2 separate regions of the Homo sapiens genome follow, and region 1 is linked to region 2. The links are chromatin loops, found by intact Hi-C in ENCODE. Cell type or tissue: psoas muscle. All regions are shown on one strand. Each heading gives the region's core, and the rest is flanking DNA. Links, peaks and the distances in the headings are about the cores only.

Evidence for each region. Peaks named below come from ENCODE experiments on the same cell type or tissue, not always from the same donor. Only the 100,000 strongest peaks of a DNase experiment are listed, where the experiment ranks them.
Region 1: a loop joins it to region 2, with 3 times the contacts of the local background. A loop is called at or near these places in 3 of 110 quality-filtered maps.

What each region holds. Positions count from the first base shown.
Region 1 is chr20:25,268,624-25,276,948 of GRCh38, forward strand. It overlaps PYGB (glycogen phosphorylase B), which reads left to right. Exons shown (of 20, transcript NM_002862.4): 3 at 506-584; 4 at 2,760-2,863; 5 at 5,969-6,100; 6 at 8,023-8,134. Among named protein-coding and RNA genes, the nearest start is that of PYGB, 25 kb to the left of the region's middle. In psoas muscle, for the core only: no CTCF peak of the experiment used is centred there; DNase peaks (open chromatin) are centred at 4,178, 5,128, 5,958 and 6,668; H3K4me3 peaks cover 1,350 bases; H3K27ac peaks cover 2,153 bases.
Region 2 is chr20:25,395,303-25,403,627 of GRCh38, forward strand. It overlaps LOC105372581 (a long non-coding RNA gene), which reads right to left. Exons shown (of 3, transcript XR_937403.3): 2 at 7,378-7,535. Among named protein-coding and RNA genes, the nearest start is that of GINS1, 8.2 kb to the right of the region's middle. RefSeq lists a silencer at 2,618-2,818. In psoas muscle, for the core only: a CTCF peak has its summit at 4,013 (motif pointing left); no DNase peak of the experiment used is centred there.

The DNA.
Region 1 (8,325 bases), core at 141-8,140, 130 kb before region 2:
AGCCAGATTAATGGAATATTTATCCATATGCCATAATGAGAGTACTGAGTTTGGCTTCTGGAATGGCTTTAAGTGTCAATCGTGATTTTATTGCTTTTTCTCTAATTTTTAGCATAACGTATCTGTTTCACAACATTGTTTGAATACAATTGGAATCACCACAGGAAAAGTGCTTTTAGGTTTTAGTTTAAAAATATGTCACGTAAATATCGCCCATGTGAAATTAGAGAATGACAGAACCATTAGTTTCATTTTTAGGATACATGTTATAATTTGTTCACTGTTAATAGGTTAACTACCTGGCAATAAATGTTTTTGAAATATTTGGAAACTTTCATTTCCATGCATTGATTTAACATCAAATTTTAACATTGAATTTTCAAGTCTAACAGAACCCAGACTCTAACTTTTAGCATAAGCTCACAAGACTTACACATCTTTCAGCCTGTCATTCAAGGGAAAATATTGAGTAACATTAAAATGCTGCCTGTGTTTTTGTTTGCAGTTGGGGTTAGACTTGGAGGAACTCGAGGAGATAGAAGAAGATGCTGGCCTTGGGAATGGAGGCCTGGGGAGGCTGGCAGGTAAGTTGCCCCATCCAGGAGGAGCTCTCTCGGACCCGTTGGCTTGGTTGGAGGCCACGTGGTGAGGCCAGGGTCAGGTAAATTGGCCTCAGGGTAAATTGGCTTTGAGTGGATGGGCCAGTGTGTTCTTCAGATTGAAATCTTGCCACTAGTGGGGGGAAAGGGGGAAAATGTATGTTTTCTTTCACACAAGGGACGTGTCATCATTATCACGAAGACCAATCTTGCCAGCATGGAGTAAGCTGGTGCTGGGAGGGGCTCCCGATATGCTGACCACTTTCCAGGGCACAAGAGCCAGTGATTGGCAGACAGCCCAAAGGATGGAAAGATGATTTCTGAACGTGGCCCTGCTTGCAGCAGGCAGTTTCAACTCTGATACAGTCAGCAGATTGCCTTGAAATAACAGGGCTTTGAGGGTCTTCAGCCCTCTCCACCTCCCGGCCTTTGTGACATGTGATGGGTCACCACTGTCTTCCTGTGAGGTCCCTTTTCATCAAATGCAAAACTGGGCTTCCTACGCTCAAGGGAAGCTCCAGCCTCTTTTGTCCCCATCTCCTGACAGCCCCAGGGGTGGCCATTCACCGCACATCTCATCTCCAAGCTGGAGACTGTGGACTGCTCCCTCCCCGGCCCCGAGACCTGCTTCCTTTTGGGGTGTTCCAGGTCCTTGGGCTTTCCCAGTCACCTTGCCTGCCCCTTGCCTTCTCCCTCCATCCTTCTCCATGGCCAGATATGAGTAGAGCCTTTGCCTTCTGCCCACAGGGTCCTGTACCCACAGACCCAGGCAGCACTGAGCCCGCCATGGCTTGATGTGCTTCCCTGCTGCAGGCGAGTCCCCAGAACAAGAGTCCGCGAGGCTCCATCATCCCTCTCCCTCAGCAGAGGGCCTGACAGGCATCTGTGTGTTCCCTGGATTGGGCATTTTATTTTAGTTACTAGTGTTCCAGGTGGGTGTTTTTTTGATTTTTTTAATCCTGAAGTTTTTTTTGTTTTGTTTTGTTTTTTTTTTTTTTGAGATGGAGTCTCACTCCGTCGGCCAGGCTGGAGTGCAGTGGGTGATCTCGGCTCACTGCAAGCTCCGCCTCCCGGTTTCACGCCATTCTCCTGCCTCAGCCTCCCCAAGTAGCTGGGACTACAGGTGCCCGCCACCATGCCTGGCTAATTTTTTGTATTTTTAGTAGAGACGGGGTTTCACCGTATTAGCCAGGATGGTCTCAATCTCCTGACCTCGTGATCTGCCCGCCTCAGCCTCCTAAAGTGTTGGGATTACAGGCATGAGCCACCACGCCCAGCCAATCCTGAAGTTTTAATAAGGTTGCATCTCACTGTGCCCAGGCTGGAGTGCACTGGCACAATCTTGGCTCACTGCAGCCTCAACCTCTTGGGCTCAAGCAATCCCCCAACCCCAGCCTCCCGAGTAGCTGGGACCACAGGCATGCGTCACTATGCACAGCTAATTGTATTTTTTATAGAGACAGGGTCTCACTATGTTGCCCAGGCTGGTCTCAAACTCCTGGACTCAAGCGATCCTCCCACCTCGGCTTCCCAAAGTGCTGGGATCACAGGTGTGAGCCACCACTCCTGGCCTCTAAATCTTTATTCAAAACATTGTTTTGTTTTGTTTTTCTTTCAAGACGTTTTGATTGGAACAAGGGCTGGATTTAATGACACGTGCTATAGCGCCTTGGGGCCCCTGGTACTGCGGTGTTTGCACAGGTGGACATTGATTTGTATGCAGCCAGCTGCCACTGCTGTGCCGGCTTCACTCAGGAGTAGGGTGAGGCTTGATGTGTTGATGTGTCCCTGCTGTCAGAACAGCCTGGGTTTCAGTGGAACGTGCAAGGGATTGGCGAGGCCTCAGCCTCAACTGGGATGTCTGAGAGTGGGGCAGTGGGGGGCTTCGTGCTTGGAGAGGTTCCAGGCCTGGCCGAGTTCTCTAGGATTCTTCATCCCCCCCCATCCTCCCACGCCCTTCGAGTAGCCACCACGTTGATGTCTTCTGCCTGTGGCCCCAGGCTCTCATGGAGAGGCTGAGGGCTCCAGTTTTCCTCTCAGTGAAGCCTGAAGTCAGTGTGATCCCCTCTGAATTTCTGCCTTGCGCCCTGTGGGCTGCCTCCGCATGGGACCTTGGTGCCGTGCCTTTGATTCTGACTGATTTGTGATTGATTTTTTCAGCGTGTTTCCTTGACTCAATGGCTACCTTGGGCCTGGCAGCATACGGCTATGGAATCCGCTATGAATTTGGGATTTTTAACCAGAAGATTGTCAATGGCTGGCAGGTGGGTGAGATTTCATTTCTTCACTGGTTTCCAGCTCTCGTTCACACAATAAAATGGCAGCACTTGCAGTTTGTCTTTTTATACTTCCCACGCCCCCGCCAGGGGACTGCAGGCCGGCCAGGGCAATGTGGAGCAGGTCAGGGTAGCATCCTTGCTCCGGCTTCTTGGTCCACATGGCCTGGGAGAGCCTGGGCCCTGTGTGAGCTTTTTGCCAGCTGCCTCTGCCTGGTGACAGGGAAGTTGGGGCGTGCAGGACACAGAATCCTGGGTGAGCCTTACAGCAGCTCCCAGACAGGGCCAGTAGCAGCCGGGCAGTGAGGGTCACTCTGGTGACCCTCTGCACCAAAATGCAGAGTGCAGGGTGGTACTTTCGGGGTCAGCCTCAGTGGGATGTTGGCCCTAAGTAGTTAGAAGAGCAGTTGTAGCTTTTGCTCCCACCTTCTCCCTTCACTCCCTGACCCCAGTGAGGGGACAGTGTCCTTGGGGTTAGAGGCTGGACTCTGCATAGTACAGTGGCCCTTGGAAGGAGTGAGCCTCGATCTTGAAGCCTCACACTACAGCTAAGTGAGATGGTTGAGACCATGGCCGGGAGGAGGGCGTGGTCTTAAAATGCAACCTCCTCCTCCCTGGCGAGCAGCTCCCTTCCCATGTGCCTCAGAATGAAAGTCACCACTATTCCATTCGGTTAGAAAATGGTTTATTTAATATCATTTGGGGCCTAAAAGTCACAAATAAAGCTGGTCTGGGATTAGAATCAAAAGATTTGTAGCATCAGAATGTACAACCCCAATGAATGTGTGCATGACGGGTAGTAGAGATATCCTTGGGGTGGGAGTGGCAAGGGGGGTTGGGCCTCAACGGCAGGTGCAGCCTCCAGGGCTCGTCCATGGCGTCTGTAAGACTCATGTATCTCACCATGGAGAAATTAACCCAAAACATAAACGCAAGGAGCTGCTGTCCATGACACGCACAGCGATGCGTTTAGTGGGAATGTGGACTCATATCTGCAGCTTGCTTTAAATGCACCCCAAAATCAATGGATTGGTGGACGGAGAAACAACAGACCATTTACAGCACCTAGGTGTGGGTGCATAATGTTTCTGCATGTTTGAAAACGCTCATAATAAAATGTTGGTAAAGAAAAGAAATGGCTAAAAGTAACCTAAAACGGACTCGGATCCATTGCTTGATTTGTGGAGATGCCCTCTGCAACCTTAGAAAGGCGCCTTTCTCCACTGCCTCCGGACAGCTCTGCCCCAGCCCTCCGCGTGCCTGAGCTCCAGGGCAGTCCAGTCCATGCACATGTTGATGCTCTGATTCATTCTGGCCCCCAGCAGTCCCCATGTCACGTGTGGGTTTATAAGGCAGAAGCTCAGAGGCTCCCCTTCGCCTAGCTGGTGTTAGGGTTTCCAGCAGGAAGGTATTGGTGGTGGTTTTTGTTTTACCAGGGAGACATTTTTCCTTCTGGTGGTCCTCGTTCCTGTAACTCTTGCAACTTTGTGTGATAGTTTAGGATGATCAGTAAGTGAAGCTCACCCCTCCTCCCATCCCCTTTTCATGGGAACTGTTCAGATTCAGTGGGTTTTTAGTTGGCTTTAGCCATGGAAGAAGTAAATACAGGCAGGGTTGGCCAGCAGCATGTGGCCAGAGGGGCCGCAGGCCAGCCTGCTTGGCACCCTGGCCAAGGGGGCAGGGAGGCCCTGCAAGGGAGACTCAGGCTGCCTTTGTATGTGGGAAGCTGTTGCTTCTGCCGACGACTCCTGGACTAACTCTGCAGATGGCCAGGCCCTGGTGTTGGGGAATCTCACAGCGGACAAGGAGACGCCACCAGAAGGGTCTTGCTGGGAGTACCATGGGGAGGTGCCTGCTGTGCGGAGGGGCCTGCTGTGCGGAGGGGCCTCCGGAAGAGCACAGCCCAGACAGTCTTGCTCGTGACTCTTGGCGTCTGTGTAGGAACCATGAAGAGGAAATCCCTCAGTGTAGCATACTAGGGCTGCCTGTTCATTCTGAAGAGAAGAGACTTGATCTCATTTCAGTTTTAGTAATTGAGACTTCAGAATCCGCCCTTGCTGCTGTACCAGATGGAGTTACTCTGTCACGTGGTGGTAAAGCAGCCCCCTAGTGCTTCTGTGCAAGGGTGGCTCGAATCTGCAGGGCCGCTTTTAGTGTGGGGGTTGGTTTCATGTAGTTACTCGTCTCTAGTGCCACTGGGCACAGATTCTGGGAATAAGCTTCTTCTTGGAAGCCCTCCCGGAACAGCTTGTCTTCCTGGGTGCATCCAGGGCGTCCTCACTGCCAGCTGCCAACTTGGCCCCAGCACTTGCGGATTTGCAGTGTCACTTTCTTTCTTTTTTAATTTTAATTTAATAATTTTTTTTTAGAGATAGGTCCTGCCCTGTCGCCCAGGCTGGAGTGCAGTGGTACAGTCATAGCTCACTGCAGCTTCGACCTTGTGGGCTGAAGCGATCCTCCCACCCTGGCTTCCCAGAGTGCTGGGACTGTAGGCGTGAGCCTCCGCCTGGCCAGTGTGTCCCCGTCAAAGCAATGTCTTCTAGTGATTCTTCTATAACAGCTTTATTGAAATAGAGAGTCGATTTCAGTATATTCAGAGTTGGATAACCGTCCCCACTGTCTATCTTGAGAACATTTTCATCCCTCCAGAAAGAAGCCCTGCACCAATTTGCAGTCACACCCAGCCCCTGACAGCCTCTCACCCGCTTTCTGTCTCTGTGCAGGTGCTTGTTCTGAACATTTTCCTGTAAATAGCCTCGTGTGATGCGTGGTATTTTTGTCTGTCCTCTTTCACTGAGTGTAGGTTTTTCAAGCTCCATCCAGATCGGAGCATGTGTCAGTCAGTGGTTCTTAGTGTCTTTCTTTTTGGGCACGTGTTTCTAAATTTTGAGTTTGTTACTTTAGTGTCCACTGTGTTCATTTTACCCACGTGGGCTTCGCCAGAAGTGGGAATCCCGACCTGGTAAGTGGCTGTAGGTAAATTTCAGTGCCAGGCACTGTGTGATCTCGACCGCACGGTCTGCTGGGTCCAGGACAGGGCGGTGGCCTGGGACATCTGCGCTGAGGGTGCCCTCACAGCTGGCTTCTTTCCAGGTAGAGGAGGCCGATGACTGGCTGCGCTACGGCAACCCCTGGGAGAAAGCGCGGCCTGAGTATATGCTTCCCGTGCACTTCTACGGACGCGTGGAGCACACCCCCGACGGCGTGAAGTGGCTGGACACACAGGTACCTGGGCTGAAATGTCTGCGGGCAAGGCTGGAGCCAGGTGAGGGGGCTGCTGCGGCTCATTTGTAGACAGCTCAGCTTCTTTTGGCTTGGGGGGCTTGCTGCCTCCCTGGAGGACTTAAGGTAAAAGCCGGGGGAGGTTTATTCTCCTCACTCCCCAGTCTCTTACACTTTGATGGGAGCTTCCCAAACAGTGGAAGCGCTGAGCACAGCAGCGAGACTCCATGGGGGAAGCCCCGCTGGGCAGGAGCTGTGTGTTGGGGCTAAGAATGCAGCTGGGCGTCCACTCACAGCCAGATGCTCACGAGAACCCCGCTGCTTAAGGGCAGGCAGGAGGGTGTTCTGATGGGATGGGGGCACGGACCCCCAGGGTGGGCGAAAACAGCTCCCACTATCTCTGTGGAGCACACGACAAGCTCGCTTGGCCTCCTGGCGCCATACGTGGCCCATGGCTCTCAAAGCGTCAACTGTCAGAGCCCCTGGAGTGTGTGCGAGGCCTGGGTGACATCCGGGGATGGGGCCAGGCCCTCCTGCCCAGCAGGGTGCTGATGGGGAATCAGGGCAAGAGCCTAGAGTGCTCGGCAGCGACGGGTGCCAGGCACGCAGAGGCCACGTGAGGGAGCACCCAGTCCAGGCTCCGGGCAGCTGTAAGCCGGGATGACTGGGGCAGGGCAGGGGCTGGCAGGAGAGGCTGCAGGAGAACGTGGGGGCATCGGTGAGACTCAGCCACCTGTGATGGAGAAGGACGGGCAATAACAGGAGAGCCTGGAGGCTGGGTGGTCACTGGTGTGCAGAGGGAGTTGTCTTGACTTTGTAGGACACAGTTTTAAATCAAATACATGGGCTTCGAGTGGCTGGGGCCATGCCATGGAGGCTGAAAATGCCCTGAAAAGTTGTATTTAACTTGCAAGAGCAGGGTAGGGGACCGGCGCTGTAGATGTGTTTGTGGATGAGCATGTCAGTGTGAGTGGGGATGCTGGAGAACCGGGACATTCCAGGCAGGCTGTGAAGATGGGCTTAGCCCCGAGGCCTGGCCAGGATGGAAGGGGCTAGAATGCCTTGGCGGGGACTTGTCGCTCACTTGGGTGTCGCCTTGTGGGGCAGGGGCAAGGGTTGACAGGAGAGAGGAAGGGAAAGGGATACTGGGGTTTTAGTCTTGGTGGCCCCGGTGCGCCGCCTGTGTGGCTGTCAGAGCTGACTGGCAGTGCCACAGGCACGTGTGTGCCGGGATGAACCCAAGCATCCCTGAGTGCGCCTGCCGGGGAGCTGGGACCACAGGTGAGCCTCAGCTTTGTGAGCCCCCTCCTGCCCTTGGTGGTAGCGGAGCTGATGTCTCTGGATGCAGGGGAACCTGGGGGCTTGTCAAGGAGAGAGGGAGCCAGGCTGGGGTGGAGGGAGCGCAGCTGGGCTTGTGCTGGGGGGCTGGGAACATGGAGGGTAGCAGGCAAGGCAGCTGCAGGAGCAACCTTCCCGCAGGTGGAGCTGAGAGAGGTGATCTGCGGGGCAAGCATCTGCGTGTTGGAGTTGCTAGAGCAGAGTTGACTGAGGAGGGGAGGCGCGGAGGGCAGAGGGTAAGGAGGGAGGTGGGGGTTGGTGCTGCAGCACCTCAGGGAGTCGGGATGGGGATGATTCTTCAGTCAAAGCCATTCCTGAGGAAGGTCAAGTGAGAAGATAGGTCTGGTCTGGGGAGGGTGGTGGGACGGGTGGTCCTCTCAGGATGACAATGTGGGCACCACAGGGGAGGGCGTGGACGGAGACTGTGGTGCCGAGCATGGGCTGGGTGGATGTGTTTGGGCAGAAGGGGGAGACGGTGGGGGGCCAGCAGGGCGCCAGGTGCCCAGGAGGAGGCTGGGCCGGGGAGAGGCACAGGGGCCGGCGGGGGCCCTTGCCACTCCGTCCTGAGCAACCCGTTTTGTGGCCAGGTGGTGCTGGCCATGCCCTACGACACCCCAGTGCCCGGCTACAAGAACAACACCGTCAACACCATGCGGCTGTGGTCCGCCAAGGCTCCCAACGACTTCAAGCTGCAGGACTGTACGTTCCGTGGTTCTTGGCACCCTTGTGTCCATGTGGGTGGCTGGTCCCAGACACCCTCGCCCACAGCCTTTACCGCGCCCTGTGGCTCACTGTCCTGGAGGCCGCGCGGCCCTCCTCTAGGGTGTCCCTGCGTCCCAGTGAAGAGCGAGGCTGGTGCAGCTTACCTGTGTGTGGGGCCTGCCCGGGAA
Region 2 (8,325 bases), core at 240-8,239:
GCGTAAGCTGAGTTAGAAGAAGTTTCACAAAATGCAAAGCAGGCATGGCAGCCCAAGGTTCAGACAGATTAACAGGAATCCATAGCCCAGGGATGTGACCCAGAATCATCAAGGTAGAAATACTATGTGTTTGCAATGTGCTGTGATTAATGCAGTGATAAAACTGGCAAGATTTACAGGTCAATTGGGTATTGTTTACCTGGAGCTGGTTCTTCTTAGCTGCCAAAAAGACATAAGAATTAAAAACAAAAACTGTAAATTGAGTGGTGATATTCTTTACAAATGCAACATTAAGATTGTGTTGCTTACTATTGCTATTATTGGATAGTATTCCAGTCCAGATGTTGCCATTCATACATGGGAGTGCTGCCTTCCATATAGTCTCTTGAATTGGTCCTTTCCTCCCTAGATAATGCCACTGAGGAAGAGGTGGGCTAAAGCCTGCTCCATGCCAAGCAATCTGGGTGGCAGACTGGGATTGGATCCCAGTACTGTATAAAGAAGAAGCATTAAAAGCTTGCCACCAATGCCAATGAAGTTTGTGCCATGATTTCTGATTTTCATCTTTTCGATCTAATTGACCTTTAGGTTCCCAATCCACAATGTCTCCAGTTAACATAGATTGTTTTCTAGCCAGTGGACCAAGACACTGGGTCCACGGAGGGGGGTAGGAACTACTGAATGGAATCCATTCCATATAATCAGCACAATTAGGGCGATTGGGCCGGGAAAGGTTGGTTAATAGAACCAAGACTTAATAAGTACATAATTTTTCCATAATGATTCAACCATGTTTGAGCTTGAATTGTAAGACAGCTATGGCTGAGCGACATCTTTGTGTTGATTCACAAAGGAAGTCCTTCCAGTGGAGCAGTATAATTAATGACATTATTCTGAGAGTCTAACTGTTCTATGTCAGGGGGAGTTAGGGGTCCTGGAGCCTACTCTCCCTGATCATGATAAATCTCAGGAGGAGTGTCGCTCCAAAGTATAGGTCGTACTGCTGGGAGATTGAGAACGTATGCCCAATGTTTTTGCCTCTGCACAGCGAAAACATACCACATGGGACACTATGGCTAACATGGCCAAGAACATGGAATCAGGGGTTTTTGCCTGTCACTGATGCTCCAGTAGTTTCTCAGCTTCCCACGTGGTTTTCTTGAGTTCTCCCCAGGTTGTGGGGATTGATGTCATCATCACTCTGCTTGGCCTTCTCTCCATCTTTGGAGTCAGGCTCAGCTGGCTCATGGCTCGTATCGGAGGGGCCGGGCCCATGGTTGGCCACCCTGGGTTCCTCCAGTCTCCTATTCCATGGTCGCGTGCACCTTGAGGACACCCACACAGTTTGTCCATCTCCTGTAAAAACACAAGTATACCCTCTTCTCCATGTCAGTAAATCCACCGGACCTTTCCATTTTCCTTCTTCCAGGGGTTTCCATAACACTTTCAGATAAACTTTCCTCTTTTCCTCTAACACTTGCCAATGTCTTTCTGCTGGAGTCTTACCATCCGTACCAGGAGTCAAAAAATTTAAATAAGGCTAAATGTAGTTTTGATTGAGGTGGTAGTTGGCCTCCTATACCCCCTTTTTGTATTTTCAACATGCATTGTAATGTTCGATGTGCCCGCTCTACAATGCCTTGTCCTCTAGGATTATAAGGAATTCCCGTTTTATGGATTATAGCCCAAAGCTATAAGAAATTTTGAAAAGCATGACTAGTATAAGTGGGTTCATTGTCAGTTTTTAATAGCTTAGGTATCCCCATGTGAGCAAATGATGACAATGTCACTGTACATGACCAGCTGTCTCACATGTTTGGCATGTAGCATGCAGCATATGAGAATAAGTGTCTATAGTTACATGAACATAGCTAAGCTTACCAAAGGTTGCTATGTGTGTAATATCCATTGGCGAAATATCATTTGGAGCCAAACCTCGTGGGTTACAGCCTTCTACAGGTGTGGCTCTAGGGACATGCTGGCAAGTAGGACGGGCTTGTATTATAGCCCTAGTTTGGCTGCGAGATAAAGGTAACATGCGAGTAAGGGCGGCAGTATTTTGGTGCAGAAGCATGTGAGACACTTGAGCTTGCTGAAACACAGAACCAATCAGCTTGTCTGCTTTCTCATTACCTAGAGATAGTGGCCCAGGAAGTTGTGTGTGAAAGTGAATATGAGAAATATGAAAAAGAGCTTCAGGAGAGCGAATAGCTTGTTGAAGTCTTACAAATAAATTAAGCCGGCTGGGCGTGGTGGTTCACGCCTCTAATCCCAGCATTTTGGGAGGTCGAGGTGGGAGGATCACAAGGTCAGGAGTTGGAGACCAGCCTGGCCAATATGGTGAAACCCGTCTCTACTAAAAATACAAAAAAATTAGCCAGGCGTGGTGGTGGAGGCTGAGGCAGGAGAATTGCTTGAACCCAGAAGGCGGAGGTTGCAGTGAGCCAAGATCATGCCACTGCACTCCAGCCTGGGCAACAGAGCGAGATTCTGTCTCAAAAATGAAAGAAAAAAAAAGTGAAAAGGGAAGGGAAAGGGGAAGGGGGAAGGGGGAGGGGAAGGGAGAGGGAAAGGGGGAGGGGGGAGGGGAAAGGAAGGGAAGGGAAGGGAAGAGAAGCGAAGCAGTTCTGGGTCTAGTGTACTTTTAATTGTAGCAGTTCCTATGCAACTGGCTACATTTACAACATAAGCTGAATCACAGACAATGTTGATGGGATCTGAGCTGTGAGCTGTAAAACCTGAATGACTGCAATTAGCTCTGAGTGTTGAGCTGAAACCCCAGAGGTCATTATTGTTTGAGTATGTTTTGGTCCATAGATAGCAGCACAACCTTTGGAAGAGCCATCACTAAAATAAGTCTGTCCACCTAGAATAGGCTTGTGATGAGTAATCACAGGAAGAATGAAAGAATGGATTTTATAAAACTGTAAAATTTTGTCTGAGAGGTAGTGGTTATCTATAGCACCCACGAAGTCTGCAAAAGCAGTTTGCCAGGCAGTCAACATTTCCCAAGCTTTGGCTTGTTGCTGGGAGTCTAAAGGAACAATAATTTTGTCGGGGTCATATCCCATAAGCATTTTTGACCTATGCCTGCCCATAGTCACAATTTGTGTAATTAAAGAAAAATAAACTTGCAAGGTTTTGACTGTTTGATTAGGTAAAAAGAGCCATTCTATTGTTACAGACTTGTCTATGAACTGTCCCAAAAGTCCTGTTGGAGAGTGGGGGGGTAGGAAGAATAAACAAAAGCAAGGGTTTTTGCAGCTGTAGCCTTGAGGCATGTCTCTGCTGTAACCTTTGCTCTACAAGCCATAATTCAGCTTCTGCCTCTTTAGTTAATTGCTGCAGGGAATTTAAAGAAGAATCTCCTTGCAGGGTTTGGTAAAGATGTGTAAGTTGATAGGTAACAATACCTAACATTGGCCATAGCCAATTAATATCTCCTAATAATTGCTGAACATCCTTTAAAGTTTGTAACCTGTCTTTATGGAGAACTACTTCCTGAGGCCGTAAACTTCTCTCTAACAATAGTTCCTAAGTATTGGAATGGGGAAGTTGTTTGTACCATTTCTGGAGCTATTTGGAGACTCCATTTAGTCAAAGCCTTCTTTGTTTCTCTGAATAACTGTTGTAGGATTTGATCTGTAGGAGCAGCCAAAAGAATATCATCCATAAAATGAATGATGTAAGCAGTAGGAAACGTATTCCGAGGCTCTAATGCCTGCCCTACGAAAGGCTGACATAGCATAGGACTGTTAAGCATGCCTTGGGGTAAAACTCTCCATTGATAATGAGAAACAGATTCTCTTTGATTAATAGAAGGCACAGAGAAGGTAAACCGAGGCTCGTCCTTGCCGTGTAAGGGCATAGTAAAGAAACAATCCTTAAGATCTATTGCTGCAAGAGGCCTGTCTCTTGGAATAGCCACTGGAGATGGTAAACCTTTTTGTAAGGCACCCATCAGTTTTATATGTGCATTAATAGCTCTTAAATCATGTAGCAGTCGCCATCTTCTGGACTTTTTTGTAATAACAAACACTGGAGAATTCCAGGGGCTGACTCCTCTCTGAGTCCGGCATCCCATTGTTCTTTCACTAGCTGCTGAAGTTGTGTCAGCTTCTCCTGAGATAGGGACCATTGATCTACCCATATGGGTTTGTCACTGAGCCATTCTAATGGTAAGGTAGTGGGTGGAGGAGAAATATCAATGACCCCCATCAGAAATCCTGATGTCCTAGCCCTTTTCTGTTTTTCCAGTTACTGATATCGGGTTAGGATTTCCTTGAAATTTTCCTAAACCTTTTCCCCTCTGATATCCCGTGTTCTTCAACATTTTAAATCCTGGGTTATCGAAGTTTTCATTTGTAAGTCTCATATCCCATGCTGTAAGTAAGTCTTGACCCCATAAATTGATAGCTATATTTGCAACATAAGGCTGAAAAGTACATGACTGTCCATCTGGACCAAGACAAGACAAAATCTCAGGGCTCTGTTGAACACTTTGAGCTGTGCCTACTCCCACTAGGGACATAGAAGTTAATTGCAAGGGCCAGGATGGGGGCCAGTTGTCTTTAGAGATTAGTGATACATCAGCTCCTGTATCCATAAGCCCATAAAATTTTTTTCCTTTAATTTGTACTACACAAGCAGGTCTGTTAGAGGCTATGGGTTGGGATACATAGATTTCCCATGTAGTTGTGCTCCCAAACCCTTTATTTCCTTGTTTCTCCTTTCGTGGAGAAGGGTGTAATTTGCAGGGAATAAGCAATAATTAGCAATATATTCTCCCGGTTCAAAAACCCAAAGATCTTGTGACATTAAAACTACTTGAATTTCTCCTTCATAATCAGAGTCAATCCCTCCTGGGACTACAGTGATGCCTTGCAAGTTAAGATGGCTTTTGCCTAAAATTAGTCCCATGTATCCTGTTGGTAAAGGTCCCCAAATACCAGTGGGAACTTTGATAGGTCTGTCTCCCCCTACTAACGTGATTCTTTCTCTGGCGGGTAGATCTAATCCTGCACTTTGTGGTGTTCCTGGGGTGAGGGAATCAAGTGCCTCTGGGAACTCATCCCTGAAACGGGGTTGAAGTCTGGGCTGGGAATGCCCTCATTGTTTGTGGGGCCCGGGTCCAGGCCCCGTCTCGTTTCCTGGCATGGGGGTCCCATTCTGATGAAATTTTGAGCGACACTGATTAGCCCAGTGATTTCCTTTGTTACAGCAAGGACAAAGTCCTGGCGTTTTTTCCGCTCGGTGGGGCACTGTATTGTAAGGTCCTTTCTGTCCTGAGATCTGGCGGCATTCCTTTTTAAAATGTCCAGTTTTTCCACAATCATAACATTTTCCCATTTTAGGGTTTGACCCTTGGCTCCTTTTAGATTTGTCAACTGCTAAATTAGCCATTGCTTGCGCTAACATTTCAGAGTGATGAAGCTCAGTTCCCACGTCCTGACAAGCTCTGAGAAAATTTCCCAAGTTTTTTGTACACCTCACCGGTGCCAGTGCATGTTTATAATCCGTGTTTGCGTTCTCAAAAGCTAGAGTTAAGATTAGCATTTCTGCAGCTGCGGTATGAGGAATTTGGCGCTTCACTGCTTCTCGCAGTCTTGCAAGAAAATGTGCATAGGGTGGCCAGGTGCAGTGGCTCACGCCTGTAATCCCAGCACTTTGGGAGGCCGAGACGGTCAGATCACGAGGTCAGGAGATCGAGACCATCCTGGCTAACACGGTGAAACTCCATCTCTACTAAAAATACAAAAAATTAGCCAATTGTGGTGGTGGGTGCCTGTAGTCCCAGCTACTCCGGAGGCTGAGGCAGGAGAATGGCGTGAACCCGGGAGGTGGAGCTTGCAGTGAGCCGAGATTGCGCCACTGCACTCCAGCCTGGGCAACAGAGCAAGACTCTGTCTCAAAAAAAAAAAAAAGAAAAAGAAAAAAAGAAAAAAGAAAATGTTCATAGGGCTCTTGCAACCCTTGCATGATATGTAAAAAGGATTGTACTGGGACTCCGTCTTCAGGAATTGTGGCCCAGGCACCTTTAGCGGCCTGTGTTCACTGCTGATAAGCAGCGTCTGGGAGTGCCATTTGATGTTCCAGGTCTGAATAAGGGCCATTACTTAATAGCATATCCTCTGTAATGTCTCCATGTCCAGCAACATGATTCTGTCTAGCCTGGTCTGCACACATTTCTTGCTAATTTAAATTCCATGTCAGATATGTGCTAGTGGACAAGCAAGCTCGCACCAAGTGTTTTACATCAAAGGGTAAAAGACTCATAGCACCAAACACGGATTCTAGCAATCCTAAGGTAAATGGGCTCTGTATGCCATCATTTACCACACTTGCTTTTAATTCCTTTAACAACTTAAACTCTAGTGGAGTGTGTTCATGAATAACCTGCTGTGGATTATTTGGATCAGACCTTACAAAAATAGGAAAAGCACAGGGTTCTAAGGGCTCTCCAGCTATGGCAGCAGAGTGTAAAAATCTTTGTATTGGGGTCTCTATTTCTGCTACTGAAGGAGGCAGTACAGATGTTTCTGCAACTGGAGGAGGCAGTATAGGCCAATTTTTATCCTCCTCCGTTTTTTATTTTCAATTGGCGCTGTGGGTGGGACAACAGATTCTTTCAGATTTTTAGATTCAGCCTGCTCCCCCACAGAATAATAAGGAGATAATGGCAGAAGTACAGTACGAATTAAACTCCAAGTGGAAAAAACAGAAGAATCAACTTTAGGACCTTTTTGATGAGTCTGTTTTAATCCTTCTCCTGCTTTAGCCCAATTTTCCACATCAAGAGTGCCTGCCTGGTGGCTGGGCGCGGTGGCTCATGCCTGTAATCCCAGCACTTTGGGAGGCCGAGGCAGGCAGATCATGAGGTCAGGAGATCGAGACCATCCTGGCCAACATGGTGAAACCCCATCTCTACTAAAATACAAAAAATTAGCCAGGTGTGGTGGTGCACGCCTGTAGTCCCAGCTACTGGGAGGCCGAGGCAGTGGAATCACTTGAACCCAGGCAGCAGAGATTGCAGTGAGCCGAGATCACGCCACTGCACTCCAGCCTGGCAACAAAGCAAGATTCTGTCTCAAAAAAAAAAAAAAAAAAAAAGAGTGCCTACCTGTAGAAACCATGGGTTATGTGTAATACCTTTTGTGGCTTCTGCAGGAGGTTAGTTAGTGCCTGCGAATTAACCTGAGCTCCAGACTGTCTCAACCGAACTTTAAGCAACTGCACATAATGTTTTTCTTTAATAGACAAATTCTGCCCCTTGTTACCCTGAATTCAGAAAACTTCCCATTCCCAGTACTTCTTTAAAGCACTGCTCCCAGTACCTCTTTAGGGCACTAACCTTATATCCGCTACCGGCAGACTCACCCTGGGATCCCCGTTCACCTTGTCAATTTCAGTTCCTCTGCTCCAGCAGACCTTCTTCTTCATGTCCTTGAAGTCCCTGTTTGGGCGCCACTTTGTAGAGTACCTGATTCTGTCGCTGATCGGGGGTGCCACCTGTAACCTGCATGAACCTAGGGGGACTGAACAAAGGGGGCGGTGAATGTGAGAATAAAAGACAAGAGACAAAAGAGTATATTTGAAAGAAGGGGTCAAGGGGCACCTTGCCTCTAGTGGACAAGGGCCCTGAGCTTTACACAGCCCTCCATATTTATTAGGCAAAACAGATAGTGATAAATGGGGGGGGTGATTGTCGGGTAATTGTCAGTCAGCTGTTTGGTTCACAGCAGGCTTGCGAGACTGCATCCTTTGAACAATAGGCACTAGATTTCTCCGTAGATAACTTCAAGGAGCCCGGCACCAGGGAGCGCGGCCCTCAGCCAACCTTTTGGTGGCAGGCACAGTGTGAGTTTGCTCACATCCTGCATTCTTGATAAACAGTTTGCTGTTTGATAATATAGCCTCCAGTGGAATGCTGAGTTGGTCACAATCCCTTTGGCCTTTTCAGCTCCCAACATCTGACCTGACTGCTGGCCTCTCCTATCATCAACCTGCTCCAGCATCACTGCCTCTTTGCTCATCCTCAGCCGACCTTCCTGGGGCCTTTGCAGCTTGATTCCTCTGCCTGGAATTTCCTGCCTTCCCTAAGGCCCATAACCACTTGGGTTATTTTCTCCCTGTTCAGGTCTGTGCCTTCTCTGAACACTTGAACTCAAAACCCTGACTCTTTCACCTTCACTCTATTCATCTTCTTTGGGTTATTCTTAGTGCTTTTTCACCAATATATTTCTTATCAGTGTATCTGTGTATTGCGTTTTCCCACACTGGAATGTAGACTCTGTAGAAAGGACTTTGTTTACTGCTTTATTTTCA